Linked DNA regions of Homo sapiens: region 1 is linked to region 2. The links are chromatin loops, found by intact Hi-C in ENCODE. Cell type or tissue: heart right ventricle. All regions are shown on one strand. Each heading gives the region's core, and the rest is flanking DNA. Links, peaks and the distances in the headings are about the cores only. Region 1 overlaps NSF (N-ethylmaleimide sensitive factor, vesicle fusing ATPase). Region 2 holds the start of WNT3 (Wnt family member 3).

What was found. A loop is a pair of places that touch in the nucleus more often than their neighbours do. Peaks named below come from ENCODE experiments on the same cell type or tissue, not always from the same donor. Only the 100,000 strongest peaks of a DNase experiment are listed, where the experiment ranks them.
Region 1: it touches region 2 in a loop (2.0-fold over the local background); 4 of 110 quality-filtered maps call a loop at or near these places.

Annotation. Positions count from the first base shown.
Region 1 is chr17:46,717,516-46,732,986 of GRCh38, reverse strand. NSF (N-ethylmaleimide sensitive factor, vesicle fusing ATPase) reads right to left here. Exons shown (of 21, transcript NM_006178.4): 16 at 6,372-6,438; 17 at 4,053-4,132. It also overlaps a transcript of LRRC37A2 not described here, the pseudogene LOC107985026 and the pseudogene RPS7P11. Among named protein-coding and RNA genes, the nearest start is that of WNT3, 93 kb to the left of the region's middle. RefSeq lists an enhancer at 1-378. In heart right ventricle, for the core only: no CTCF peak of the experiment used is centred there; no DNase peak of the experiment used is centred there.
Region 2 is chr17:46,814,674-46,829,149 of GRCh38, reverse strand. WNT3 (Wnt family member 3) reads left to right here and starts at 10,458. Exons shown (of 5, transcript NM_030753.5): 1 at 10,458-10,632. The coding sequence starts at 10,553. It also overlaps a transcript of LRRC37A2 not described here. RefSeq lists enhancers at 8,816-9,403, 13,800-14,476. In heart right ventricle, for the core only: a CTCF peak has its summit at 6,632 (motif pointing right); a DNase peak (open chromatin) is centred at 9,722; H3K4me3 peaks cover 1,416 bases; H3K27me3 peaks cover 8,000 bases.

The sequences.
Region 1 (15,471 bases), core at 3,715-11,714, 93 kb after region 2:
GGAATCAGCAGGGAAGCACATGTGAAACCTCTGTGTGACAGTGAGCACCCCCATGCCTTGTGTGACTCTGCATGTAGATGAAGCAGGCTGGGAGCTTTCTTAGCTGCTGCTGCTGAGTTCTCAGAGAAGCCCTTTTTTCCGGCTTGGCTCCCTGCTGGGACAGCCCTTTTCAATTTTTCTATCCCCTCTCGATCTCTTCTCCTGCAGAACACAGGGAAACTTGATTGAAATAAAGACCTAGGGAACATGTTTTATTTTCTCCTGTTCAATCCATTTTAGAAAAGCTTTTAATTGGTTTTAAAAAGATGCTAAACAAAATGTGATGATGTTTTTCACTCTTCACGAACTGCAGATACCACTTTTTATACTTTCAAAGGGCTAATAAATCAATCATGAAATTAACTCTGCAGCTAAATTTAAAGCAAATCCACTGAATACCAGGTTCATTAAAAATCTATGCATTTACTTAGAAAAATTTAAAATTCAAAGAAAATTATCCTAGTAACTGAAATCTGACTTGAATTTTTAGTTCTACACTGAAAATCCAAGACCAAGGCAATCACAAAGGGAAAAAAGGAGGGCTTGGGAACCAGTTTTAATAAGCCAATTTACAAGAAGGGAGGGGGTGGTGGGGGAGGGGTGGAAGGAGAAAAGAGAATATCTGGATACATAACAACATAGTGCCCCTGAAGGGATTCTTTTATTTGAGCACGTGCACACATGCACACACAATTTTTCTGTGTGAAAGCTGGAAATACAACAAATGCAAAATTGAGGATTCTGTGACTGATATGATTACTGTAGTGTATATAAGTATAGTTCCTCCTTTTAAAGAAAAATGCTCACAACTTTTGTTTTCTTACCAGTAATAAATATTTTTCTATCACTCTATGCATTTCTACAATATTTAGCTGAATATACCTTTAATATTTAATTAAAAACATCTGAAAAAACTATATGCTAATGGTTTGACAAAGTGAATGCTTCCATTTTACAATGACTAATATTCTTAACACTTGGATCAGCCTGAAAATTTCCCCTTATTTTCTTGAGAGAATATAAACATTTTAAAAAGCAAGGTGGTATGACAAAGCACATTTTTATTTTGTTAAATACATGCCAACTAGAAATACTACAAATATTAATTTATCCTGTTACTGATTCATGTATACTGCAGGTAATCTGGCAGTCCAGGTCAGAGTCACCAAATTCAGATTAATGACCAGATGGTATTCCCTTCAGAGAGAACCCCTGCCATTTCCAATCACTAAGGCAACCACATCTCTTACTTCTTACATATTTCTATATTCTTCCTCTTCAGTCCTTAGATAAATTCACTCCATGTTCTTTTTAAATGATCCAATTCCTCTTTCTCCCAAGCTGGGCCACGTACCTTGGATGCTCACCCCTCACTTCTAACTCTATGTCTCCTTTCATCATTTAAGTAGCTCCTAAACCACTTCTAAAAAATGTAATCGCTTGAGATATGGTTCACAGAGCACACAGTTTACCCATTTAAAGTGTACAATTCAGTATTTTAGTATATTCACAGATATACACAACACCACCAAAATCAATTTTAGAGCATTTCTATCACCCCAAAAAGAAACCCCATACCCATTAGCAGTGACCCTCTCACTCTTCTCATTCTCCCCTCCCAGCCCTAGGCCATCCCAAATATATTTTCTGTCTTTATAGATCTGCCAGTCCTGGACATTTCATGTAACTGGAATCATCCAATATGTGGTCTTTTTGACTGGCTCCTTTTGCTTAGCATGTTTTCAAAGTTCATTCATGTTGTAGTATGTAATGGTACTACTTTTTTTTATTGCTGAGTAATATTCCATTATATGGATATACTAGATTTTATCAGATAAATGTTTAGTTATGAATAATGCTGCTATGAATACTCACATACAAGCTTTCATGTGGACATATGTTTTTCATTGCTTGTAGGTGTATACTTGGTGGAATAGCTGGGTTATATGGTAACTCTATGCTTAACCTCTTGAGGAACATTCTTACCAGCAGTGCATACAGGTTCCAATTTCTCCACATCTGCACCAGCGCTTGTCATTACCTGACTTTTTGATGATAGCCATTCTAGCAGGTATGCAATGAGTGGTATCTCACTATTGGTTCTGACTTGCATTTCTCTGATGACTAATGATGTTGAGTACCTCTTCTTATACTTGTTGGCCATTTGAACTTTACTTATTTTTGAATGTTTTCACTCTTATCATATCCTGTCTAAATATAAACTCCAGCAATATGAAAACACTTGAGCCCACTAAAATGAAAAGACACTGAAAAATTTTTTTTTGTTGATAAGGTATTTGTGAAGCATGTACGTATAAGCCTCTATGCCATTGGCTGTGAGATTTAAAAGCATAAGATAATGTTCCTTCCCTCAAAAATCTTACAATAAGTTTTACAACACAGAAACAATTATTCTTAAATCTTAGTGTGGCAGATCATTCGTTAATAGTTTCTGTTTATTTCTGTTAGTATCTACTTTGGATCACAAATGCTTCTCAGCCAAGGGGGTGTACCTCTGTTTAAATCAATGTGTATAGTATTTAACAATGTAAAGAACAAGAAGTATAAGATAGCACTGAAGTTAATCTTCCTTCTCCCAAGTGACTTTTAGCATAAATTATTTTCAGCTAAAAAAGAAGAACTATTTTAAGAGATAAATTTAAATGCCTAGAAAAAGTCTCACATTCTAATAGTTTTTATAATTAATATGCTGACATAAAGTTTTTTTGTGTGCATAATATATGTAGATGTTGGGGGTAATTATTTCTGTTTCAGCAACTTTAGATATATACGTTTACTTATTTATGAAAACATTGGAGGAATCATGATATATGTAGATAATTATTTCTGTTTCAGCAACTTTAGATATATACGTTTACTTACTTAAGAAAATATTGCAGGAATCAGAGAAAGGGAAAATACACTCACCTCTCTAACTTCACCCTTAGTATAAGCTAAGACTCCAATTACTAGGAATGATGGTTTATGAAAAGCTGATTTAAAAATCCTTCCACAGTACACATATGTTGCAAATCTTCAAGACTATTATAGGTTATGTTTCTTTTCATTATTTTAGAAGTTAAAAAAAAACTCCAGAAAAACCAAGACAAGTCATTTACTTTTAAGTGCAAAATACACGCACATATATAACTGTTAAATTAAAAATTAGATTCACCAGTTTAAGAGTAAATATTTTCCTTACAGATTAGTTTCTATCTCTAACTTTAAATATGAGATTCTCATACAGACATTAAGATGCTTTTCAAGTCAGTGCTTAACTGCTTTGTACCTGCCTTTGATTGGCATTTTTCAAGGTTACAGCATGCAGAATCAATCAAGAGAACTCATGTCTTGTGACACAGCCAAACATGCTCTGGCAGCCTCTACATAATTTAACATATTTAACCAACCTTCATAGGTTGGTTTTAAATTTGTTAACCTACCAAAATCACAAGTCTCTAATAGCCACATCAGTAAAAATGCAAACACAGGAATCAAGATCCTGGCTATAAATTCACTCCTCAAAAGTGCCACATGACCCAAGAAAAATAACTCAAGATCATCTGTTAAAAATAGTTTTTTAACTGCCCAAAGAAAATAAACTTAAATATCCCCATAAACAAATTTTTAGGAAAACCCATGAAATTATAAATGAAACATATGGGAACATATTCAATGCCTTCTCTATTAATATCATAATCTCCCTTGGCAGTTGGAGGTAGTAGGGATATGTAATATGGTGGAAAACTTACAAAACAACAAAATACAATGCTAATTGTTGTATTCCACACAGAAACTGTGGGATTTTGATTTCTTCAGAAAAGGAATGGAAAAATTCTGTTGATAAAATAATTTACCTTAAACAGAAGTCAAGACTGGACGACCTTTCAAAATCCTTTCAACAACAGAATTTTATGTTTATGATAACCTGCTTATTTAAAGATTGTATCATTATATGCGATTTACTGAAAAACTCTTTGTTAAAATATTCCTTATTAGTAGTATTATTTTACCTGAGGAGGTGCCTTTTTCAGTAAAACGAGAAGAGCCTGTAATACAAGATTTGAAAATCGAGGGCCAATAGGGACGTAATCTGGAAAAGAAACATTATTATGTTTAGGGATTTGATACACATGTACATATTCCAAACATTCAGTTTTTGTTTTTTTTTTTTGCATCAAAAGTAAACACAGTCCCTACATAAGCAGAATATGTATAGAATAAGAAAAAAAAAATTTAAAGAGTAAACAGTCTTAAATAACAGTCATAAAACTATTTATAATAAGAAAAAATATCTCTAATAACCTAAATGCTTAAAATATAAGAACTCTTATCTGTAACTTTTTTTTTGAGACAGGGTCTTGCTATGTTGCCCAGGCTTGTCTTGAACTCCTGGGCTCAAGCAACCCTCCTGCCTAAGCCTCCCAGGTAGCTGGGATTATAGGTTGCCATAATCCCACTGTACTCGGCTCTATAAATTTTTTGAAAAAGCTTCTAAATATTCACTTTGAGTTCATGTAGATGTTTTTTCTGGGATTATTTTGGAAGGAAAAAAAAATTCCAGGTGTATTTACCAAGCATTTCTAAGAAGTTACTGCAAACCATGGCCATTCAGTACACTGATATTAAAACATGATGTTAGAAAATGGGCAAAGGGGAAAATAAGGAATTTCAATAAAACGGAAACAATGGCAGAACCACTAAGATTGGCCCTCAGATGGTAAGGAACAGATAACTTTCTAAGAGAACATCTGACCTGTTAAACATTTACCAATAATTCAAGATTCAGCGTAAATGCCACCTGCTTAGCTTTCTCTGCATACTGCATATGCACCTCTGCCCTGGGCTTAGAGCTACTCGCAGGCCCCCTGAGGTCAAAACTGATCCCTCCATTTTCAGACTATCCACCTGATGAGAACAGTGGGAGGGAAAATAAAAATAAAAAAAAAAACAGAATATCCAAAATACATGGCACATTCTACTTTGCATTAACATTTGCCAACATATGTTATAAAGACAGGCAGCAGCGTCTTTTTCTGAGACTCTAATACTTCTACCAGAGGAGGAAGGGCTCAGCAAGTGCTTATTGAATAAATGAGCAAGCATGCACAGATGATAACTATTCATACCAGTGAAATGTACTCAGAGGGCACACATTCCTGACATGGTAGTGTTGCTATGACCACACACCTCAATTGTGTTAAGATAAAGGAATTTACACAGAGCTATGAGTTTGTGCCTAAAAGCTTTTAAAGAAATCATCCCATAAACTGGGCTGAGATGTATCAAACCTAGCAGACCCAAAACCCACTATCAATTTATGGAGACCTCACAGATATACCTGCTTTGCTTTATAACAGACACTGCCAAAACTTAAAAAAATAAATAACAGAGGACCAAAAGCAGGTCTGAAAATCATGGGAAAAATGCAGTAAGAACAGTTAGCTTGAAATCACGACTACACCATTATGGACAGCTTAAAGAAGAAGGGATTATTCAGACACTGGGTAGTATTTTCAGATGTTATTAAGTCACCAGGTGGGTTTCCATTTCAATAGAGTGTATTACCCCTTCCTGAGCCATTGTTGTAATGAATTTATGTCAGACTGATTTAATTTTACAGTGAAATAAAATTAACAACTTTCTGGCCCTTCCTTGCAGTTTATTTCTTATGAGTTAAGTGCCAGGACCAAGTCTTCTTCATGTTTGTATTCTGTAGGAGTGCACTTCAACACAGGAGATATTTAATACATATTTTAAAAATTACTATACTGCACTTTTAACTTACAAAATTTTTTCAAGATTTATTATCCCATTTTTGTCTTCACAATTACTCTGTGGGATAAGCAAGAGAGGGATTATAGTCTCTGTTTTGTAAGAGCAGAAACTGAGGTGCAGAGAGCTTACAACTTCTGCCCTTAGTGTTTTAGTGAATTTGCAGATTTCTCTGTGATCCTAAACCCTTCTTTCATTAGTTCTGTCAAAGTTCACAAGTGAATTTCTGAGCTCAGAGGTCCTAAATAACAGATATACTCATCAATGAAAATTACTAATCATTTACTATGGCAAGGGCACACTGGAAGATACAAAATGAGACATGGGCCCTTACAAGAAAGCAGTTTATAATGGTGTTATAGTCACAGGGCATATTAAAATGAATACTATCATTGATGTCAGCTATTTAAGAGAGAACATTATATTTCCTTGTAAGACAAAGAAAGGTATTTCTATTGCTTTACAGTTTATAAATACTTGTTAATTTTCTCTTGTAACTTTTGAGATATTAGCTGTAATGTGGCAAAGATAATACAACAGCAGAAGTTAGGACTCACCAAGCAATCTCTCAATGTCATCCACAACCACACAACTGAGCTGGGATTTGTACGCATCATCAAAGATCTGAAAGAAAACAAAGTCATTTATTATCTCACTGTCCTCCACAGTTACGACAATTTCCAAGAAGTTTAGTTACTTCTTGAGCAATACTAAACAAAGCACAGGAAAACACCAACACTTTGGACTACAATAAATTAGAATTGACACACTGGATCACCGCTGAACAGAGAGCAGGCTAAGGCTGTTTTCAGCACTAACAGCTGTGTGTGTCACACCTGGGCAGGCTGGGGACTAGCTGATCATTAATCAACTGACACATCCCATCACTTCTATCACACTGGTCTCTGGTATCTGTGTCAGGAGCAGGACTTTAGTGTAATGACTCAAGAGCTAGATGGAGCCACAAGAGATGTGTAAAATAAAACTAGATGCCATTTTATTATCTATAAGAATTGTGGCTCTGTTAAGCAAAAGTAACACTGAAAGATCAGAATTCTGTCAACTCAAATCAGACCATAATGGTAAAAGAGCTTACAAAAGAATTAAAGGTTGAGTATGAAGGATCAGATAGATGTACGTATAAAACCAGACAAAAGATATGAATGCACTGTCTTAAGATGGTCAAGAAAATGAGAATGAAATTAAGCAGTGAAGGAACGGTTTTAGCCTGGCAAGGATGTAGTAATTTCAAATCAGATAGAAGAATTAGCTTATCTGCAAGTTGAATAGAAGTACTCAAGGCCTTGAGACTAGCCTTTTTGGAAATGAAGGTACTATTCCAGAGACTACAGGTGGGGCTCAGGAAATCTCATCAGTGTCATGAGTAAGAATTAGTTTCTGCATCCCAGCCCACTCTCTCTGGTTGGTAACCAACCTCAGCACACCAAGATAGTAAACCCGATCCCCACCCGCACCAACATCTTGCTTGGAATGGCATATATTCCTTCCTGGGTATCTTTTAACCATTGAAGACTTATAATTAGGTACAGAAATAAAGTCAAACTCATGATATTAACCATTTTTCATGTTAGGTTTAAAAACAACCTGTGTATACTTGGTTTTTAAAGTATTCCTAACAATTAAGTTACCATAATAGAGTCTCACTGTGACCATCTTGATTCAGTTCCTTCCTTACCTCTTTCCTGGCATAAATACTGACAATTTCTCCAGATATTTAATCAGGTCAACCCCTCTGGTGAAAACGTTTTCCTATGCACCATCCCTTTACCCCCTAATTACCCTCCCACACTCTGTCTAAACCCCATCTATCCTTTCGTCCTAAGCTATCTGTCTCCCCACTGGACTGTGAGGTGGATAAAAGCTTTATTCTGTTCATGTTATGTGTAGTGCCCAGCACAGAACAGAATTCAGTAATGATGTCTGCTCTGTAGGTTCAATGGTTGAAACAACACAAGTTCCAATTCCATCTTGCCATAAATCACTTGTCTTCTCCTTTGGCACAGGATTTTGTATATTACGTATATATATTATTGATTCATTGTACTATTTTTGTATTATACTAGATTGCAAGCCCTCAGATGGCAAGTGCTGTCTTAATTACCTCTGTATCCTCATATCATTTAATATAATGCCTTATTAGAGAGTAATTAAGAAGTATTTACTAAAAGAATAAATTTACACATTTTAAATTCAAGTAGAAATATTAAGTGAGAAGTTGGAGATATCTGATTGAAGTCAGGGAATGGAAATCACTCTCAGGGCAGTGACTGCTGAAACCATGACAGAGGAAGCCATCTTCAAGAAGAAATGGCAGAAGAAGAAGAAAAAAAGGCCTAAGGATTGAGTCTTGGAGTGCTGCCTTATTCATTCACTCACTCAACAAATATTTTTGAATTCTTATTATGTATCAAGCATTAATGAAGGCACTGCAGAGGATAATAAATAAGACAAAAATAATCCTACTTTCACAAAAGTTAGAGTTGGGGAAGCAAGTCACATGTAATTATAACAAAGCATGACATTATTAGGCTAGGGGAAATACAAGATGATACGGGGGCACAGGGTAGGCAGTATTTCCCCAGTGCCTTGGAAGTTAGGCATAACTATGGGGCTTGCTTTGGTTAATGAAATATGAGGGGAAATACACCCCTTTCTGAAAGAAGCCTTAGGAGTCACTGCATGATTCACCATACTCCTTTCCCTGCCTTGGCTATCATGGAATCAGATGTAAGGCGGGGCCTCTATTATCTATTAGCTTGAGTCTCTGAGAAAATATAATGAACAGAACTCACTGTCTGAGCCATGACGGAGATATAGTAGTGTAAATAAAAAATAAACTTTGTTGTGTTAAGCCACTGAGATTTTCGGGTTGTCCTTTCATGCAGCATAACTCAGCCTATCTTGACTCTTAAATGGACTTAGGGAGTCAGGACAGTTTCCTAAATTTAGGAAGTGACACTTAACCTGAGACTTGAAGCATGAACAACAGTTAACCAGTGGAAAGGGTGGAAGAAAGTGTTCTAAGCAGAATATACTGAAAATTAGGAGACACAGAGATGTGAACATTCAGGAACACTGCAGGAACGGTCAATAAGAATTAAAATAAAGTGGTGTTGGTGTCAATGCAGTGGAGTGGTAGGTGAGATGAATTAGAAGAGGTGATGAAGGAACTTGGACGTAAAGAGTCTTACAAATTTCATGAGTTAAAATTTTACTGTAAAGGCAATAACAAGCCACTAAAGGGTTATAAGCAATGGACTGACATGTCAGGCTTATGTTTTAGAAACATTTTCCTGATTGTATAGAAAAGCATTAGAGGGGAATAATAGTTAATTGAGATTGTGGAGTTCTAGGTGAGAAATGATGGTGGCCAGGGAGTGGGTGTGCTGGTAAGTGGACAGAATCTAGAGATGTTTAGGAGGAGGAACTGAAAGAACTTGGTGAATGAATGGGTGTGGTGATGAAAGAGAAAACTGGAGTCAAGGATCTGTCCTGATTTGGCAACTGAAATAAAACACAGAGGTGAAGCTGGTTTGAAAATGGATCATGAGTACATTTAAAGAGCAAGAAGGGAAGGGCCTTTTATCTTCTCCTCCCCAAACACAGAAAAAGAGAAAATGAGAATAGGATATTTATTTCAGTCTCTTGATACACAATGATGGTTCCTTTTGGCTTTGAGTTGGTACATTCGAGACAACTGAAAAGCTCAGAAGCAGTTCTACAGCGGTTCTTTGCTACTTTTTTTGAAGATGGAACCGCAGCCAATGTGGTATCTTATAAACTCAGGTAATTTTAAGGAATCACTGAAAATAATGCTTTGCTTTTCAAAACATTTTTCAGAATTCTACTAAAAGCTCTGATGCCAGCATATAACTCTGACCATCAGGCTGTGAGATCATGGATTAGAGCCACAGGGACCTGGAACACCACAGCCTGGCTGGTTGCAGTAGTTCTATGTTTTTCCTTCTCAAAACAATGTACAGCTTATATGGCTGCAAGGACCTTACTCAGGACATTGCTTAGGTCTAAACTAATGATGACTTGCTACATGGTATGTAGTCTCACCAACTTATCTCAGACACTGTAATTCACAAAGCATTCCAAATCACTTCACAGTTGACTGCATGGCCTACACATAACATTTGAGAGGAAAAATACCTGCAGCAGTCACTTAATATCAAGTAGTGACGTTCTTGTTTTTTGCAGTCGGTCTCTGTGCTAATTACTATCAGAGGGAGAGGTGCACTCACAGCAAGCTCTATTAACACACCGACCATGACGAAGGCTGTGCAATTCCAGTTGTAACTTGACTAGTTTCAGGTAACCAGTCAACTGAAACTCCTCCGGGTAGCTACTCTGCTCTAATTTAAATACATACATACACACACATCCCTTTTTCTTCTCACACGTACATTTTCTTCCTTATCTAGTCACTAGTGTAACCTGTGCTCATAACTCTTCCCAGGATCCACGATTTCTGCCTAGTCTCCTCAGTCCCTTAGTCCCTTTCACCCTTTCTGGCCCAGGCCCCAGCAGAATTCTCACTAAGAAGATACTCAGAGTTGGCTGGCAAGTACGTGAGGTTAGCTGCCACAGGAAAATCCAAGTGAGATATTTACATACTAAGCCGGGAAGCTGCACCACAACTTTAGGTAGATAAATCCCAGCAGGAGGAGAGGTACTGGAAAGAAAGATGCGAGAAAAGTAAAATTGTACAAACTGCCCTAGCCAGACTAGTACAACTGAAGTGCCAAACTCACCGTGAGTTATAGCACACAGCAGGTCACACAGTGCTTGCTCTAGATCCAAAGATGCCCCAACACAGAAGATGCCAGGAGGACTGAGGCTGGAGGTAAGAAGGTAAGAACCGTATCTTACAGACTCCCCCCAAAATTAATCTTAAGAATGTAGGGATTTTGACGTGCTCTCGCGAGATTTGGGTCTCTTCCTAAGCAGGCGCTGCAAGTTCTCCCAGGAGAAAGCCATGTTCAGTTCGAGCGCCAAGATCGTGAAGCCCAATGGCGAGAAGCCGGACGAGTTCGAGTCCGGCCATCTCCCAGGCTCTTCTGGAGCTGGAGATGAACTCGGACCTCAAGGCTCAGCTCAGGGAGCTGAATATTACGGCAGCCAAGGAAACTGAAGTTGGTGGTGGTCGGAAAGCTATCATAATCTTTGTTCCCGTTCCTCAACTGAAATCTTTCCAGAAAATCCAAGTCCGGCTAGTACGCGAATTGGAGAAAAAGTTCAGTGGGAAGCATGTCGTCTTTATCGCTCAGAGGAGAATTCTGCCTAAGCCAACTCGAAAAAGCCGTACAAAAAATAAGCAAAAGTGTCCCAGGAGCCGTACTCTGACAGCTGTGCACGATGCCTTCCTTGAGGACTTGGTCTTCCCAAGCGAAATTGTGGGCAAGAGAATCCCCGTCAAACTAGATAGCAGCCGGCTCATAAAGGTTCATTTGGACAAAGCACAGCAGAACAATGTGGAACACAAGGTTGAAACTTTTTCTGGTGTCTATAAGAAGCTCACGGGCAAGGATGTTAATTTTGAATTCCCAGAGTTTCAATTGTAAACAAAAATGGCTAAATAAAAAGTATATATTCACACACACACAGAAAAAGAATGTATAGTCAGCCCAGTTCTATTATGAAGTTTCCTGTAGAACAGGTAAAATTATCAACATACATATATAGGGTCTTAAAGTTAGGAGGGAAGTCTGAAAGAGAAGGCTAAAGAAAAAACAGGAAGAACTGAAGAAGGAAACAATGTGGGAAAGAGTGGCATCAGTCAGCCTGTGTCTCATGAAATAACGGGAAGTCTACTCTAAAGGAAGGAAGAGCAGCTCTAGAAAACACAGAAGCCCGTTATGTCCACCTGTGCACATAATGAGATTGTCATATTAAACTGTAACCTCTCTTGCATGCAAAGGTGGAGGTACGACACAGGCTGGAGGGGTATGAGAGACAACCCAGAGTGTGGGGAGCCTGGGCTTAAGGCAAGAGTGTGCCACATGCACTCCGTGAGCACTGAGGGACAGGAGAAGCGGGGCTCTGCCACGCAGGGATTAGGGGCAGGTCTGAATGTGGTGCTCAAGGACACGGCAAGCTCTTAAGTCCCAGAGCCCACTCCTGGGATCTTCAGACAACTGGGGAGCCACCTGTGTGTGGGACAGGGGCAGCAGCTACGGGCTCCAGAGTCTACACAAGTGCAAATGGGAGCACACCAGCATTAGTTCCATTAATCCCAGCCTTTCGGGATCACAAGCCACAACAAGCATGCTCTCAGGAGATTCAGCCCTCCATCCTCTGGGACCTCCTTAGTGCCCTTAGGTAAGCAAAGCCAAACACTCTGGTTCTTCTGGGAGCTGAAAGAGTTCATCTCAGTTCTGAAGTACTTGGCGTGAAGTACCTAGTTAGTAGAAATCTGATGACTGTAGGAATCTCATAGCTTAGAAAATCCCTAATGCAGTAAATCTGTCAGCGATTAGTTAAAAGCATACTCTAATCATATTTGGTAGCATATAAAAACGTAAATGAGCAAATTCAAATGGGTGCTATCAGTAATAATCTCGTTTCTAAAAATAACTTGGGAGTAGACCAAGCAAACATTAGCTGTCTGCTAATGAAACTGCCTCAGGAAGTGGACCTAAACTTTTGGCAAAGCTCTAAAGCTTCCTGGAATGACCTTAAAATCCTTTATTTGTTCTCCCTGCTTTTCAGGAAAAAATCTTACATTTTCTCATATCGTGAGCCACAGAGAAGGGTATTCTTAATAATATAAAAAGTCACAAGGTCTGAAAGTTCTGCACCAGCCTCCTTTCTACGCCAAAGAGATACAAATGCCAAAAGACACAGTGTATTGAACAAAACAACAACAAATGCCCACCTCCCCAGCCATACAGGGACCTGTAGTCACTTCCGGAGTGCCCACTTCTCTCAGCTAATATATGCAAAAACTTCAACAAATCAGCTACATTATATATTAGGATGTTAACCAAAAACATCCAAATTCTGTTGCTTAGTAACTGCTGTCAAAAGATCCAATTTCCAGCTCTGCTCTTTGTATAGACTAAACCATGAAAAGAGGAGGATTAGGCATCACGATTCTGTTCTGTGCAGACTACAATTTGCAGTGGGATTTACAGGAGGATATTCAAAGAAGATTATTTCTTTCGTGCAAAGCTAGTGGAAAGGAAAATTTCTTCCATTAATTTTCAATCCTTTGAAAATAAGACTATATCATGTTATTAATGGGTACAGTTTTATAAATCACTGGTAGTTTTACTTAATTTTGTTCAAACAATTTAGTTCTATCTGATTGTTCTACTTCATCTCTACTGATTGTATACTCAGAAAGCATCAAGATTAGGTAATTAGTTAAAATCAAATTCTGCTTTCTTCTTTTGTTCATTTAATGGCACGAATAGAACTAGTAAAATAGATTTTTAAACAAGTATTGATGCAAAAATGGATAAAGGAATTAAAATTTAAAAATAGAATGAAGTTTGGGAAGCAAACGTAAAATAGGGGAGAAGGGGAAGGTCTGTGAATACTTCAAACATCTTAATGGAACATATGGTATACCCCCCAGAACGTGAGGACAATACCTCATACATACTTCAGCAGTTTTGAGGAGTTTATCCATGGAGAAAGGATTCACTAATAAGCAAATTAAGAGAAGTACAAGGTGAATTTTAAATTAATTGAGAATAAACTACTTTCACGTATTTTAGCACCATCCATTTGTGAAAAAGAGGCAATAGTATAATTATAATAAAATCTCATGTACTCATTAAAGCAAGCCTAACAGCCCTCTCTACTAAAACTCTTACCTGTTGGTTTAAGTAATAAAGTGGTAGGTAAAGATGCTCTATGAATTAACTAATTCAGACCACACATCTTTAACAAAAATTAATGTGTTACATATTTTTCAGTTTCACAGACTATTGTCATTGCAAAACATTTTGAAAAATCTTAAATTTGAGCATTTAGTCATTGAAATGTAGCTAAAGAAATAACTAAATGCCAACCTTCTGCTTATCCAACTGGCAAAAAATATTTTAATAATATCAAGTACGGGTGAGAATCCCAAGAAACTCATACTCTTATATGGTGAAGCTACAAGTGTAAATTAGTACAACATTCTGAAGGCGTAGGCTTTATAAAACCAAGAGCATTTTTTACCTAAGAGTTTTGATAGCACTATGTATCAAAAATCTTTACAATACTAATATTTTTACCTTAGCAATCCCACTTCTGAGAATTTGTCATAAGGAAATAATAAAAAATGTATGTATAATAATAAGTAAAAATAACCACTACACTTCATTGATTTCATATTATATCCCAGGCACTGTGACACTTTACAGAAATTACCATCTAATTCTCATAACCCTATAATGCAGCTATTAATATTATCTTCATTTGACAGATGAGAAAACAGTGGCTTATAGGTTAAATGACATATCCAAGGTCATTCGGCCGGTCAGTGTGGAGAGCTGAGCAAGCCCAAATTCTCGGTCATGTTATACTACTCTAGTGAAGAAAAATCTAATGAGAAAATGGGGGCAGTAATTTCCCTAGTTTGGTAGTCCTATGGAATACTGTTTTTATATAAATTTTAAATTTTTAGTTATGGCTACATAATAGTTATACATATTTATGGAGTACATGCACCATTTTGATACAAGTATAAAACATGTAACGATCAAATAAGGGTAGTTGTGAAACTCATTAAGCATGTATCATTTCTTTTTGTTAGGAATATTCAATTTCCACTCTTGTAGTTATTTTGATCTATACATAATTTTTTTTTTTTAATCAGCTTTCACTGAGCTTCAGGTGGGGCTGGCCCGGCATGGCCAGTATGGCAGGGTGCCCTCGAGGGCCAGTCTGTGGCATGACAAGAAATGCAGGGGTGCACGTGTTGGGGCTGCCCTTTGGCACTCACTGGGGTGGGTCAGGGGAGAGCAAACACCAAGGTTCTCTGGAGACCGGAACCAGCCAGTGCAGCCATTTGGCTTCTCCCTCAGGACCAGCTGTCAGTCCCCAGGCCCTGAGGTGGTGCCTGCATCCTAGGTCTGTGGGGCATTACTGGTGTCACTCTGAGGGAGAAAGATGGCCAGCTGCTCAATCAGGATGATGAGCAGGCTACCACCCACCACTAGCCCCAAGTAGATCTGGCAATGGATGTTCTCCCAGCACTTCTTCTGGGCCAGGGTCTTTGTTGTCTTGCTGAAGGCTGAGCTCATATCCAGGAGTTGGTCTGAACGCTGCTCCAGTTCGGTCAGCTTTCCATCATGCTCCAGGACCTTGTCAAAGTTGTTAAGCGTGATTTCCGTCACCTTGTTCGCTTGCCGCTGGCACTGCTCCAACTCTTTCCCTGCCACCGCCACTGCCACCAGGCCCACTCCCCGAACGACACATTATTTTATTTTATTTTTTAGATGGAGTCTTGCTCTGTCGCCCAGGCTGGAGTGCAGTGGTGTGCTCTCAGCTCACTGCAACCTCTGCCTCCCGGGTTCAAGCGATTCTCCTGCCTCAGCCTCCTGAGTAGCTGGCATTACAGGGCACATGCCATCATGCCTGGCTAATTTTTGTATTTTTAGTAGAGACGGGGTTTCACCATGTTAGTCAGGC
Region 2 (14,476 bases), core at 6,477-14,476:
AAAAATCACCATTTTAAAGTGCACAATTCAGTAGCTTCCAGTATATTGAAAAAGTTGTGCAACCTTCACCACTAATTCCAAAACATTTTCATGAACCTCAAACCCATCAGCAGTCAAGTTGCAGCCTCTTTAGGAAAATGCAAAGGCAGCACTGGGCAGAACTACATTCTTTCTGTTTGTTTGTTTTGTTTTTGTTTTTGAGACAGGGTCTCACTCTGTCACACAGGTTGGAGTGCAGTGGCTCACTGCAACCTCTGCCTCTTGGGCTCAAGCGATTCTCCAGCCTCAGCCTCCTGAGTAGCTGGGACTACAGGCACGAGCCACCAACACCTGGCAATTCTTTTTTTTTTTTTTGTAGAGATAGGGTTTCACCAAGTTGCCCAGTCTGGTCTCAAACTCCTGAGCTCAAAGCAATCTGCCTGCCTTGGCCTCCCAAAGTGCTGGAAATACAGGCATGAGCCACCGTGCCCGACCTGGGCAGAACTACATTCTGGATGCATCTTAAACCTCACCTCAACCCTACACCCTCCCTTTTGTTGTTTCCTTTCTCCCCACAAGTCATCTCAGAATGAGGCTCCCAGCTCCAGGCTCCAGTTGCAACCTCACCCCCACCTAGACAAACCCTCAAATCAAGAAAAAGAAGCCCTGGCAGGGCGTGGTGACTCATGCCTGTAATCCCAGCACTGTGGGAGGCTGAGGTGGATGGATCGCTTGAGCTCAGGAGTTCAAGACCACCCTGGCTGGGCAACATGATGGAACCCCATCTCTACCAAAAATTTTAAAAAATTAGCTTGTTGTGGTGGTGTATGCCTGTAGTCCCAGCTCCTTGGGAAGCTGAGGTGAGAGGATCATTAGATCCTGGGAGATGGAGGTCGCACTGAGCCAAAATTGTGCTGCTGCACTCCAGTCTGAGTGACAGAGTGAGACGCTGTCTCAAAAAAAGAGAAAAGAAAAAGAAATCCAAAGGAAAAAAAGAGAGAGACAGAGAGAAAGGAAAAGAGAAAAGAAAAGAAATTTCTGTTGGCCAGGCCCGGTGGCTCATACCTGTAATTCCAGCACTTTGGGATAGGCCGAGGTGGGCGGATCATGAGGTCGGCGGATCATGAGGTCAGCGGATCGAGACCATCCTGGCTAACATGGTGAAACCCCGTCTCTACTAAAAATAAAAAAAAATCAGCTGGGCGTGGTGGTGGGTGCCTGTAGTCCCAGCTACTTGGGAGGCTGAGGCAGGGGAATGGTGTGAACCTGGGGCGCGGAGCTTGCAGTGAGCCGAGATTGCACCACTGCACTCCAGCCTGGGAGACAGAGCAAGACTCTGCCTCAAAAAAAAAAAAAAGAAAGAAATTTCTGTCTCAAAAAAAGAGAAAAGAAAAGAAAAAGAAATCCTAACACTCATCCATCCTTAAGTAAAAGCAACTCACCTTGTAAGTCAGTCTCCACATTTAATCCAACTACCCTACACTAGACATGATGGGTGAGGAGGATACAGATAGTTAGGAGGCCTTTGGCTACAAGTAACAGCCTCAAGTGGGCTAACGAACAAGGAAAATGTATTATTTCATATCACAAGAAGTTCCAAAGCAGGACTCCTCTGAAGGCAGTTAGTGTCTCAGCAATGGTGTCAGAGATGAAGTTTGTTTCTCTCTCTTGGCTCTGTCTTCCTCTGCCGGTCAGCTTCATCTTCAGGCAGCTTTCCTCATAGTCACAGAATGGCTGCTGCAGCTCCAGGTATCCCAACCCAAAACAACAATGTCCAAAAGCAGGGAAAAGATATTTCTTACTGTGTGTCATTTTAAGAGCCCCAAAAACTCTTCCCAGAAACCTTCTTGCACCCTTCAGCTGACCTCCCTCAGGCACATGTCACCCAGTTTAGGCCAATCCCTGGCAAGCAGAATGGGTCCCCGTGATTGACTTAGATCAGTCAGGATTTACCTCTGAGCAAGGTAGGGGAGGAGTAAAGACCAGAACAAACTGGGGGCCTCTGCCATCCTGGAGGAAGGGACCACCAGCAGTGTGAGCTACACTAAATCTAAACAGAAGCCTGTCTTCCAGAAGTTCAAAAACAGCAGCTGAGGCTGGGCATGGTGGCTCATGCCTGTAATCCCAACACTCTGGGAAGCTGAGGTGGGTGGATCATTTGAGGTCAGGAGTTCAAGACCAGCCTGGCCAACATGGTGAAATTCTATCTCTATTAAAACTACAAAAATTATCCAGGCGTGGTAGCTTGCATCTGTAGTCCCAGCTAGGAGGACTGAGGCAGCAGAATCATTTGAACCCAGGAGGCAGAGGTTGCAGGTTGCAGTGAGACAAGATCACTCCAGCCTGGGTGATAGAGCGAGACTTCATCTCAAAAAAAAAAAAAAAAAAAGAGCAGCTGATTGCCACAGAGGGAGGGAGTGGATGCTCACCGATCATTTTACATGTCCCAGGTGCCATTTCAAACACAGCAGCTATCACTCTGCTGAATAGGCAATTGTCTTTTTGAGACAAGTGTTATTATACCCATTTTGCAGTTGATGAAGCAGGTACAGAGAGGTTAGATAATATGCTCAGTGTCACATAGTAAGAGGCAGAGCTGGGATTCACTGGGGTTGTGGTAGACCTGGGCTCTAACGCAACCACTCAGAGAGGATTTCCCAGTCAGACATGTGAATCCCCATTCAGGCCTTATCTAGAAGCCAAGACAAAGGTGCATAAGAGGTGGGTCCTGCTGGGATGTGGGAAATGCCAGGCAGATGTCCCTGCTTAGCCCAAGGGCCCTCCAACGTCTGTGCCAGCTGTGCCTAGGCCCTTGCCAGTGAGGCAGCTGTGACCCCATTCCCAGCCCACTGGGCCTCCATCCATGTGATTAGGCTCCCAGGACTCAGGGCCCATAGCTGGCCACCCTGAGGTCCCAGCAATGACAGCTACTGGCCATACTGGTCTGTGGAGAAGGTGGTTAGTTGGCAGAGTTCTGGAAGGTGCAAACCAGGACTTCACTAGAAATTTCTTCACCATCTCCAAGGATATTATCAGGCTTGTTCTATTCTATCTCCCTAATGTGCCCCCACAAAAGTCTTCCCCGCAAGACCCCTGAGATGGAGAGAACTTCCACACCTCTGTTTTGTTTCGTTTTGTTTTGTTTTCTTGAGACAGTTTAGCTCTTGTTGCCGAGGCTGGAGTGCAGTGGCACGGTCTTGGCTCACCGCAACCTCCGCCTCCTGGATTCAAGTGATTCTCCTGCCTCAGCCTCCCAAGTAGCTGGGATTACAGGCATGCGCCACCATGCCCAGCTAATTTTGTATTTTTAGTAGAGACAGGGTTTTGCCACATTGGCCAGGCTGGTTTCAAACCCCTGACCTCAGGTGATCCGCCCACCTCGGCCTCCCAAAGTGCTGGGATTATAGGCATGAGCCACCATGCCTGGCCTGGTTTTGTTTTTTAAGGAAACATTTACGTATTTGGTCCTCTGATGAATGACTGTCCCCAGCAGATGGCAAGTTCCTTGCAGGCCAAAACCTGGGCTGCTTTTGCTCATCAGTGCTCAGCTGCCAAGGGGCAGCTGCACACAGAGTTGCTCCATGAAGATGCGTTGAAGAAATGGACCAGGTGAAATTCACAGAGCACCTACTGTGTGCATCAACCGGAGCTGGGTTATAAGGAAGAAGGCAGACTCCTTGAGGGTAGTCCCATTCCTCGTGGAGCCTTGTCCACAGCAGGCATGCAGTCAATGTGTGCGATGAGAAATACAGACACTTTCCGCCCTCAGAGCCCAGGCGGAAGGTGGGGGCCCATCGTGACTAAGGTTGGAGACAGAAGAGACCAAAGATGGCTCCAAGCCCCTCCTGGGTTGCAACCAGGGCTCCCTCCCCTTCCCTGCCTGCTTATGTCCCATACACAGGGGAGTGGAAGGAAAACTCAGGAGCTCTAGTTCCAGGTGACTGAGAGAAACCGTGGCAGCCACACACAGAGGTCTGGCTCTAACTCCTCAGGTAGGATCACAGCCATGCTAGGAGCTGGCCTTGGGTTAGAGCCCCAAAAGCCTTGGGCAGGCCAGCCATGTCCAGGGATGGGGCTCAGGGTTATGAGGCAATGGCAGAATAAAGGGGCACAGAGGGAGGCTGAAGAGAAAGAAAGGGAAGGAGAAAGAGGTGTGGCACATGGCTGGAGAGGCAGCACGAGGGGCCACCAAGCCCCAGATGCCCCCATGTGGCAGTGACTTCCCAACAGGCTGCCCACCCTTAATCTCATCCCACTGGAGGCAGCACAGGGTCCTATGAAAGGGACACAGGAACCAAGCGACAGAGCAGGGTAGCTGGGGTGGGTTGGAGTTGTAGGGGCCAGGGCCACTCAAGATAGGGGCACTGAGGACCCTGAGGGGCCACAGGGAGCCCAGACCTGAGTCAGTGGCCCTTCTATCTGAGACCTCGGCCCTGCCTGCTCCCTCTCCTCTGGGCCCATCATCAACAGTGTTTTCGAGGGGCTGCTAAGTGCTGGATCCCTCACCACTGGGGGTTCAGCAGTCTTGTGGAGGGAGTTTCTTTGTGGAGATTTCACAGTTGGAGACGGACAACATATGCAAGAAACTGAGCAGATATGTCTGCTATGTAGTATGTATAATCAGCCGGGCATGGGGGCTTACGCCTGTAATCCCAGCACTTTGGGAGGCCAAGGCGGGCGTACCACCTGAGGTCAGGAGTTCAAGACCAGCCTGGCCAACATGGTGAAACACTGTCTCTACCAAAAATACAAAAATTAGCCAGGCATGGTGGCGAGCGCCTGTAATCTCAGCTACTTGGGAGGCTGAGACAAGAGAATCACTTGAACCCAGGAGGTGGATGCTGCAGTGAGCCAAGATCACACCACTGCATGCCAGCCTGAGCGACAGAGCAAGACACCGTCTCAAAAAAATAATAATATGTGTAATCACATATTAATCACATCAGTGTCAGGGCTATGCTGGAAAATAAAGCTGAATAAGAGGCCTGACAGGACAGGGCTAGGGAGTGGCAAGGGGTCTGGAGGGGCCTCTCTGAAGTGGATATTTTGAAGTGGGTCTTGGAAGGGGACATCAGACAACATTATCCCGGATAAATCCTTCTGGAGAAGGCTCCTGGGCGCCTGAAGGGGGACTGCTTAGCAGACACTGACTGGGGCAGGAAGAGAGACCTGAGAGAGAGGCTTACTCCTTGCCTCAAGAGAAGAAGGAAACCCAATATTTTGTATTCACCATCCGCAGTCTGGCATTCCGTCAGCACCATTCTCATTTAACGCTGACAGCTCCCTACAAGGTGGAAAGTGTTATCTCCACTCCACAACCGAAGCCAGGGACTCAGAGATGACAGGCAACCGGCCAGTGCCCCCACCCCACCCCATTCCCTCCCTTCTAAAGGACTTTCACCGCAAATCGCTTTCCAAAATGCTCTGGGGAGGCCAGGCATGGTGGCTTGCACCTGTAATCCCAGCACTTTGGGAGACCAAGATGGGTGGGTCATTTGAGGTCAGGAGTTCAAGACCAGCTTGGCTAACATGGCGAAACCCTGTCTCTACCAAAAAAACACAAATTAGCTGGGTATGGTGGTGCATGCTTGTAATCCCAGCTACTTGAGCGGCGGAGGCAGGAGAACCACTTGAATATGGGGAGGTGGAGGTTGCAGTGAGCCGAGACTGCACCACTGTACTCCAGCCTGGGCGACACAGTGAGACTCTGTCTTAAAAATATAGGTCAGGAGTTCGAGACCAGCCTGGCCAACACGGTGAAACCCTGTCTCTACTAAAAATACAAAAAATTAGTCAGGCGTGGTGGCGGGCACATGTAATCCCAGCTGCTTGGGAGGCTGAGGCAGGAGAATCGCTTGAACCTGGGAGGCAGAGGTTGCAGTGAGTCGAGACCGCGCCATTGCACTACAGCCTGGGCAACAAGAATGAAATTCCACCTTTCTATATATATAATATATAATATATTATATATAAATATATATAATATATTATATATAAATATATAATATATAATATATAAATATATATAATATAATATATATAATATATAATATATAATATATGTGTTTATTATATAATACATATTTATTATAAATACATATTTATTATAAATACATATTTATTATAAATACATATTTATTATAAATACATATTTATTATAAATACATATATATATAAATACATAAAACTGAATGCCCTGGGGAGCTAGAGCTAAGACAGGAGGAACTACTGCCACAGGGAGAACCTCTCAGGTGCCCACAGCGGCCCCTGTGATCTCGGGATCCAGGAAGAACTGGTGACATCCGCCTGCCGCTGGCAGCCTCCCATATGTCAGCGGAAGAGGGAGGCATCCGCAGGGTGGATCTGGCGGTGCCCCAGTGCGCCCTGGACCGGCATCACCTGGGCCCGCTCGCCCTCCGCCTGTCTGGAGAGGAGAGGGGAGCCTGAAGCCATGCACCCCTTATCCCCAGCTAAGCTCCGGGATTGCGAGGTAGATTAAGGGCATTCACTCAGGAGGGCACCTGCTTAACCAAGATCCTCCGAAATCCGGGCTGCTCACCAGCAACAATTGAGGATGCCGGGCCCGCAGGGAGCGGAGTGGGACCAGGCGCGACCCCTTCCTCGCCTGCTGACCTCCCGCCTTGCTATCAGCACTGCCGCCAGGGGGCGCGCCCGCGCCGCTGGGCTCTGAGCCGACCTCCGCGTGCACCTGCGCTCCTTTGTGTGTTAGATTAACATCTGGTGCTTACCTACTATGCGCTTACTCGGTGCAGGTCAGGGGCTTCCTGCATTTCCAGGATGCAGCCTCTATGCCAGCAAACTAGGCTGGGCAGTGGAAAGAAATCCGATTTACTCCTGCGCCCACCACCCACGCTAGGGCCTTCCTGCTTCCAGGCTCTGCTGTCCAGCCTTCCAGTGGCCTCTAGGGAGCTCGCCTAAAACCGCTCTGCGGTTCCTACAGCTCCTAGGAGAAAGTTAAACGCCCTCCTCTCCAGGTCAGAGGCCTTGGAGCCCCCTATGTGCTCCCTTTGCACTGTTCCTCCATAAGCCCTGTGGTGTTAGGCCTTCGGCCCTTCGCACTTCCCCACCTGCTTCCCCGCTGCAACGGCTTCGCCTCTCCCTTTACCCCCCCAGGTTGGTCCGGCTCCCGACTCCCGCCTGGCAGCCCCAAGACCTGTTTCAAGCAAAAATGAATGGCACAGTGCCTGGATCGGAGATTTCCTCCTCCTTCCCCGCGACAGACGGGTAGCCCCATGAGGGCGGGCGGGGGCCTGGCCACCGGATTCTTTGTCTACACGGTGCCTCCGCAGGGGGTCCAGTGGAGCCTCACTGAATACACAGCGGCAGACTCTGAGCCCCGGGGGAGTGCACATCAAAAGGAACCTCCGAGCCAGCTAGAGAGAGGGGTTGGGTTGGGACTGGGGTCCCCTTCCCAGGTCTAAGGTCCCACACATTCACACACACAACAAAAAGTGCTTCCCACGTGCCACCCCATGTCCCCAGGTCCCTGGCCCTTGCTGCCTCTTCTGCCCTCTTCCAAGAGACCACCCTTCCTTTCAGGGCGATGGCCTCCTGGTCCACCGGCTGATGCCTCCACCCCGCCCTCCCTTCCTGGTCTTGGAGTGAATTTAACCCTTTCTCCACCAAGTGAAACCACCCTGGGGCTTGGGGTACCTGTTAGAGAGAGGGTGTTTCTATCTGTGATGTGTGGTCAGGGGCGCCCGCCCTCCCCTGAGAGAAACCATTCCTGCGTTTCCACCCGCGGCAGCGCAAGGGGTGCAGGAGGAAGGAAATTAAACCTGTGTTGAAGGAAGGACACCTGGGGGAAAGGAAGGGACTCAGGCTCCCCTTGTCTGAGGAGCTTTCAAGTGGCGGAAATCCCCACACACACCTCCATTCACTAGGGGCCTGGCAGGGCCGCTGGTAGGTTCCAGTCCTCTCCTCTGTCACTTCCCAGGCGCACATGGCCAGCTCCTAGATTCCACCCTTCAACCCACTTGTTTCCTGCCTGATGCACATGACCTGCGTCTGAGTTCTCCAGGCTGCCTGGAGGAGGCATTCAGGTACACATGACCCCTCAGGGAATGATGTTCTTGCCCACAGCACCCAGGATGCTGGCTGGGCATATCTCAGCCAACACACACTCCCACCGACAGCCTCGGATCTTTTGCTCCCACCTCACAGGGTTGGCACCTGTGGAGTCTTGAGGCCCAGTAATGACCCCAAGAAGCCATCAAGTCCAGGCCCTGTCGCCCCACCATACTGCATCCACAGTGGTGTCTGAGTGGCCAGGGAAGGTAGCCCTCCCCAGCTCTCAGCACCACTGTCATGGGGCTCTGGAACTCCCGAGCCCTTGGGCAGGACTCCAGCAGGCAGCTCTGATCAGAAAGCCACCTGGGAGCCCTGTGGGTGGGACAGGACTCCAGGTAGGACCTAGCAGGCCTCCATCCAAGAGGGAGGTATGTGGAAAGCTCTCCACTGCCAGAGCCTTGGTCCTGAGGCTCTGCATTCATGGCAATGGTAACCCTCTTTCCAGGTGAATCAGAAACAGGGCACCCCAGAATCAGCCCAGCCATGAGGAGCATCTCTAGGGATCCCCATCTCTGCAGCCCCCACCAGGTTCACCACTCCTGGTCAGGTTCACGATTTTTCTTCGCCTTGCAGCTCCTTGGTGCTCTCCGCCTCCCCCCTGCCCCTTTCTTCCTCACACCGGTGGCTCAGCCTCCCCCCGACAGTTTTCTTGGTTTCTGTCTCAGCGTCTCTCTCATCTCTGAGCCCCTCTCTCTCTCTCCTCCTCTCGGATTCTCCTTTTCCTCCCCTTCCTTCCTCTCTTTCAACCTCCCCTCCCACCCCCTCCAGTCCAGCAATGGGCTGGGAACGCAGCAGGAGCCATGACAAGCCCAGGCGGCTCTCCCGACCCTTGGTGCCCCCGAGGCCATTTCCCCGCGCTCCCTGTGCCGGCAGCAGCCGCGTGCGGAGAGGGCTCGCCGACCAGAAGGGGCAGCAGGTTGGAGCTGTGGGTACGGGGGGCTCAGATCAAAGGCCAGGAATGTCTGGCCCCCTGGCGTAAGACTTCCTTCAGCCATGGCCCTCACCTCGTGGAACGCCCGCCGTTCCAGGCCTCTGTGGGACTCGGGTCGGCTCATTCTCTGCCCTTTCTGCCACAGTTCCCTACACAGCGGTCCCTGCTCCCCACCGGCAGTGCTTCCTTCACCCCAGACCGGGGCTGCGCAGAGTCCTGGTGCCTCAGGTGGCCTGGGAGGGGGCCTAGGGAAAGGCACCCAGGTGACCGGGCGTGAGTCCCCAAAACCTGACCATGATGTCAATACCACCCAGGGCTGAGACCTAATTCCTCGCTCTGGAGAGGGAGAGGAGAGGAAGCAAGCCCGAAGGGGGCCTGGAAGGACTCCTTTCCTGTGGGGAGGGGTGGGTAACTGGAGGCATTTGGTGTCCGCACAGGGCAAGGGCCTTTATCGCCAAACCCCAGGCTGGAGCTCCCTATCAGTAGAACCGGGGCCTCAGGCGGGACGGTCGGGCAGTGAGGGGCGCTCCGGAGGGCAGCAAGGTCTTCCAAGGACCTGGGCCGCCCTCGGCCAGAGCTGCGCGTTTCACCGGTCCCTGATGGTCCAACCGAGAATCCCACTGAGGCTGTGGGTCACGCCTCCGACCCGGGCCAGAGGTCGGGCCTGAACCCCTCAAGGAGGAGAAAGTGACCCGACTCCGAGAGCAGGAAATGCGACTGGCCGCTGGTGTCAGTTGCAGGAAATGCAAAGGCAGCAGGAGGTCCCGATACCGATCTGATCCCTGACAAAAGACTCAAATGACACTCGGCTCCGTCCCCCGGCGCCGCCCGCAGCCAGACCTTCGAGCCTCCGCGGACTTTTCCGCACGTTCCTCGGACACCCGGGAAGTGACCTCCCGCGGCCAGGACGAGAGGCCAGAGAGCGGGCGGACTCGGGAGGCTGGAAGCTGGGAGGGGGTGCGTTCCCCCACCCTCTGATCCTGACCTGCCCGAGCGGGGCTTCTGGAAACATCCCTGTGCTTTCTACCCTCGATTCCTCGCGGGCCCACGTCCCAACGGGTCACGGTCCCCGCCAGCAAAGGAGCCACCCGTTCATGCCCACGCCAAGCCCTCGCCATGTGAACGCCCGGGTCAAAGCCCCCGCGCCCTAACCCTGGCCAGCGGGGGACCGCGGCGGTAGCAGAGGGTCCGGCCCACCGCGTCCCCCCGAAGCCCCGCGGCGTCCGGGGCGCGGGCTTTGCCCAAGTTTGCTGGGCGATGCCCTTCCCGGAGCCCGAGTTGTGGGCCGGGCGGGAGGGGCGCGTGATTGACAGGCTGAACTACAGACTCATCTCTTACCTTAGGCCGCGGGCGCTGATTGGCTGCTCGCTGACATCCTCAAACCCGGCTGCTCCGCGCTGGGCTCGGGAGGGGGGCGGCTGCGGGTGGAGGTGCGCTTCTGACAAGCCCGAAAGTCATTTCCAATCTCAAGTGGACTTTGTTCCAACTATTGGGGGCGTCGCTCCCCCTCTTCATGGTCGCGGGCAAACTTCCTCCTCGGCGCCTCTTCTAATGGAGCCCCACCTGCTCGGGCTGCTCCTCGGCCTCCTGCTCGGTGGCACCAGGGTCCTCGCTGGCTACCCAATTTGGTGGTAAGACTCGCCTCTTGTCTGCCCGCGGCCCGGTTTCTCCGCCGCGTCCGGGGAAGGTGGGGGCGCCGGCTGGGGGTGGGCCGCTGCAGGGCTGGGGCTCCTCTCCTCGCCTCCCTCCAGCCCCCCACCCGCCCACCCCTCCTGGATTTTCTGCTGGTGTCGCCTTCAGAATCCAACTCCTGGCTCCTCTGATAATCACCATTTTCCCTGCTCCCCGCTGCAGGGGCTGGAGGACTTTTCCCATCTCAGAAGGTTTCTTATTCTTAGATCCTAACCCTCTGCCCGTCCCAATCTAGAGGCCCCCGAAGACCCCCCATTTGCTTGCAGTTGGGTTTCTGGAAATCCAGCACTGTCCCTGGGGCCCAGCCACTCCTCTTCTCCATTTTGGGGTCTTCATGGGCAAAACCATCCTGTTCCTTCACTGCCACCCCACCTCTGCCGGCGCCTCCATCAAGAGATTCCCCATAATAACCCCCCTTTGCCTTCCTATTTCAGACCCCAAAGGCTTCAGGGCTCCTCCCGGGGCAGGGGAGTGGGTGGGGGGATTTCATCAGATTCTCCCCACCGCTCTAGATTCATCTTGAGCCTCTGAAGTGAATATGGTATTTGCTGATCCGGGATGCCATTGAATTCGGATTTTATTCATTTCTTGCTTGTCCACCCTGGCAAAAGGGGGGTTCCTTGAAAATGTGTTGTCTGGGAGGGGTAGGCTTGTTGTTCTTTGACCAAAAATCCAATTCTCCATGTCACATTTCTTCCTTTTGGAAAACCGAGGACCGAGGAGAAAGGGAGAGGGAAGGGAGAATTCCGTCCCTGAGAAATGTGGATACAAAAGACATTTTAGTAAATAAGACTGGGAAGCCGGGAGCAGTGCTTGGGGGGGGCTGTGCGTGTCTGGGGGGCCTGGGTGAGGAATAAACATCGCTTTGGGAGCCCCAGCTCCAGGAGTCCCCTTGTTTTCCGAGCGGCCCCATCGCCGCTCTCCCACCCTCCGCAGGTCCCAGGGGCCAGAGGGGAAGACACTGAAACCAGTTCTCTAAATTACACTCCGCCTCTCCCCAGTCTCCAGCCCCCTACATTCCGGAAAACTTTAATTAAAGAATCTTCCCCTCCTGGACATAGGAGAGCCTTGGCCTGGGCGGGGGGAGGTGAGGAGGAAGAATTTGGGATCTGTGAGTGAGAAGTGGGCTGTGGCCCCCGGGGTGAAAGTCAGAAAGAAGTGCCACCACGGTGCGGTACCGCCTGCAGGTCCCCAGACTCCCTGCCTTTCGCCAACCCAGAGTCCAGGGTAGGAGGAGCAGAGACAGCGAGACTTGGGGGCCACACCCCGAGTCTTCCAGTTGTTTGGGGATGGCAGCATTTGTGTCTGGGTGTTTGGGGCTCCTGGGAGAGAGGGTGGGGACATGGCCAAGGGTCTCTGTTTAGAGGGTGCTAGGAGTTGCTCCCAGGACAGCCAGCCAAGGGGAAGTCTTTCTTCTGCCCAACCCACACTTTTCCGGGGGGCTGGGCTAACCTGAGGCTTCCAGCACATAAAGAAGTCCATGGGGTGGCCAGGGCAGCCAGGGACTTCAGGAAGGAGGTTCGGCCAGTCTGGGGAAAGGCTGCTGCCAACACCAGTCCAGCCTCACCCGGCCATTCCTGACCCTCTTCCCATTCCCGGGCCAAGGCCATGCCGTTTTTCGCCTTGCTTTCGCAGAGACTCTGGTGGGTTGGGGGAGGGTAGGAAGGAAAGGTTTGGCGGCCCATAGGTGGCAGGGACTGAGGAAGAGAGACCAGTCTCTCCGGCCCTATGAACTAGAAGAGGGCACTCTTCCAGTTGGTGTAGATTCTGGTGTGAAATGGTATCTTGGGGACCATCTAGATAGGGATTGCCCAATAGGAAGAAACGCTGGGGAAACCTGGAAGGTCAAGACATTGGCCCTAACATAATGCTAGACACATGGCTTGTTTGGGAATTTGGTGGGGGACAGGAATGCTGCTTTGTCTAAGCCAAGGAGAGAGGTGTGTGTGTGTGTGTGTGTGTGTGTGTGTGTGTGTGTGTGCGTGTGTTCTGGGTCTATGACCCTAAGAGGTGTTTTCTATACACCAGTGTGTCTCTGTGTGCAAAAGTGTTTGTGCCTGCAACTGGGCTACTATGGATGTGAAATCGTGTGGGCGTGTTGGGGGATCCATGCCCACGACAGGTTGTGCTGTGTGTGTCTGCACACGAGTGTGAGCAAGTGGCTGGTGCTGTGATGTGTGTATGTACATGTGTAAGAGACAGAGAGAAGTCTAGAAGTATCTTTGCCCATGTAAAGGTCAGAGCCTGTGTCTGCCTGTGACGCTGGGCTTGACTGTGTTCATGACTGGGCATGTGAGTGTGTGTGTGCGTGCGTGCGTGTGTGTGAGTGTGTGTGTGTGTGTGTACGTGCGCGCGCATGCCTTCATGACAGTGTGGGGAAAGCCCCACAGATGTCTTTGTGCATGAATATCAGTGCTCATGGCCATGACCTGATTGTGCTTGTAAGGAGGAGAGTGAGCCTCAAGTCCATAGCTGTGTGAGGGCTGTGTCTGAGTCCGCCTGTGATCCTGTCCCCAGGTGCTGGGCCCAGGGCTGTGTGGCTGTGAATATCTTTGCAGACATCTACCTGTGGGTATGAATGACACCTGAGCTTGGGTGTTTGGTGGGCAGCCATGGGCCTGGAGGGAAGGTCCAACAGGAAGCAAAAGTCTCACAAGGTGGCTGCAGGGGGCACAGCTGGCCAGGGATGGCAAGCTAGAGAGGCAGGGGCACAGGCTTCCTTGACACCAGCTTGTCCTGTCTGTCCAGGCACTAGAGTCACTGGCCCTTCTCTCTGAGGTTGTTTTTCTTTGGTCTTGGAGCTGGGGTGGAGGGTGAGTCACCTTCTCAGGGTTAGGGCTGGGGCTGTAGGGTAGATGGGCCTCTGATTCCTGATCCCATTTCTGCCCCCACTCCCCAACCCAGCCCCCCGCCTGGCAGTCAGATTCCAGTACTTTGAGCATCTAAGCCCATCTTGGCCTGCCCTCTTTGGCCCACCCAGCTCATGCATTCCCCAGGAAGGATTTACAGGGGAAGTCATGTAGCTGGGATTTCTGTCCACGCGGACCCTCAAGCATGACACCCTGAGTCCACACTGCTCAGACCCCAGTCCTGACAGAAGGTTGACCAGAAGGGACAGCTCTAAGGGGCCTCAGACTGACACCCCTGGAAGGAAGAGATGTTCTCCAGGTAGTGACAGAGCCGGGACAGGAAACAACAGCACTGATTTCTCGAATTCCCCTTGTCAGTCCCAGTTAGCTCCTGGTGGAGAAACTTGTCTTTCTTCTTCTTCTTGGGGGCGCTGGGGTGGGGGGATGAACCTATGTTATTAGGGCCTAGCCCAGCACCTGCTACATTCCAGCGATGGACGTGCAGATGGAGGGGGCCTGCTGGAGATCAGGAGCTCACCCTGCCGCTGTGTGACTGAGGACCAGTGGCCACCCATCTGGGTCTGCTTCCTTACACTTCACCCAGGAGTCCCCAGCCTGCCCTGCCTCACAGCTTGGGTGAAAATGTTTTGCAGAGGACAAGGGCAGTGAGCTGGGAAATAGCACACCTGAGTTCTCGCCATCCCAGGACCCATCCTCCCACTCGAGCACCTGCCTAAGACCTACCTCAGTTTCCCCATCTGTCAGATGTCCTGCTGCCTCTCCCACCCACTCCCACCTCCACCCACCTTTCAGAGGCTTGTGAACATGTTCAGTCAAACCCCGTGGGGGTCAGTGGGCTGGGCCCAGGGAGGCACCTGGAGACTGCGGGGGAGGAAGGCCCCAGGCCAGGTGTTAACACTTGTAACAGGCAGGA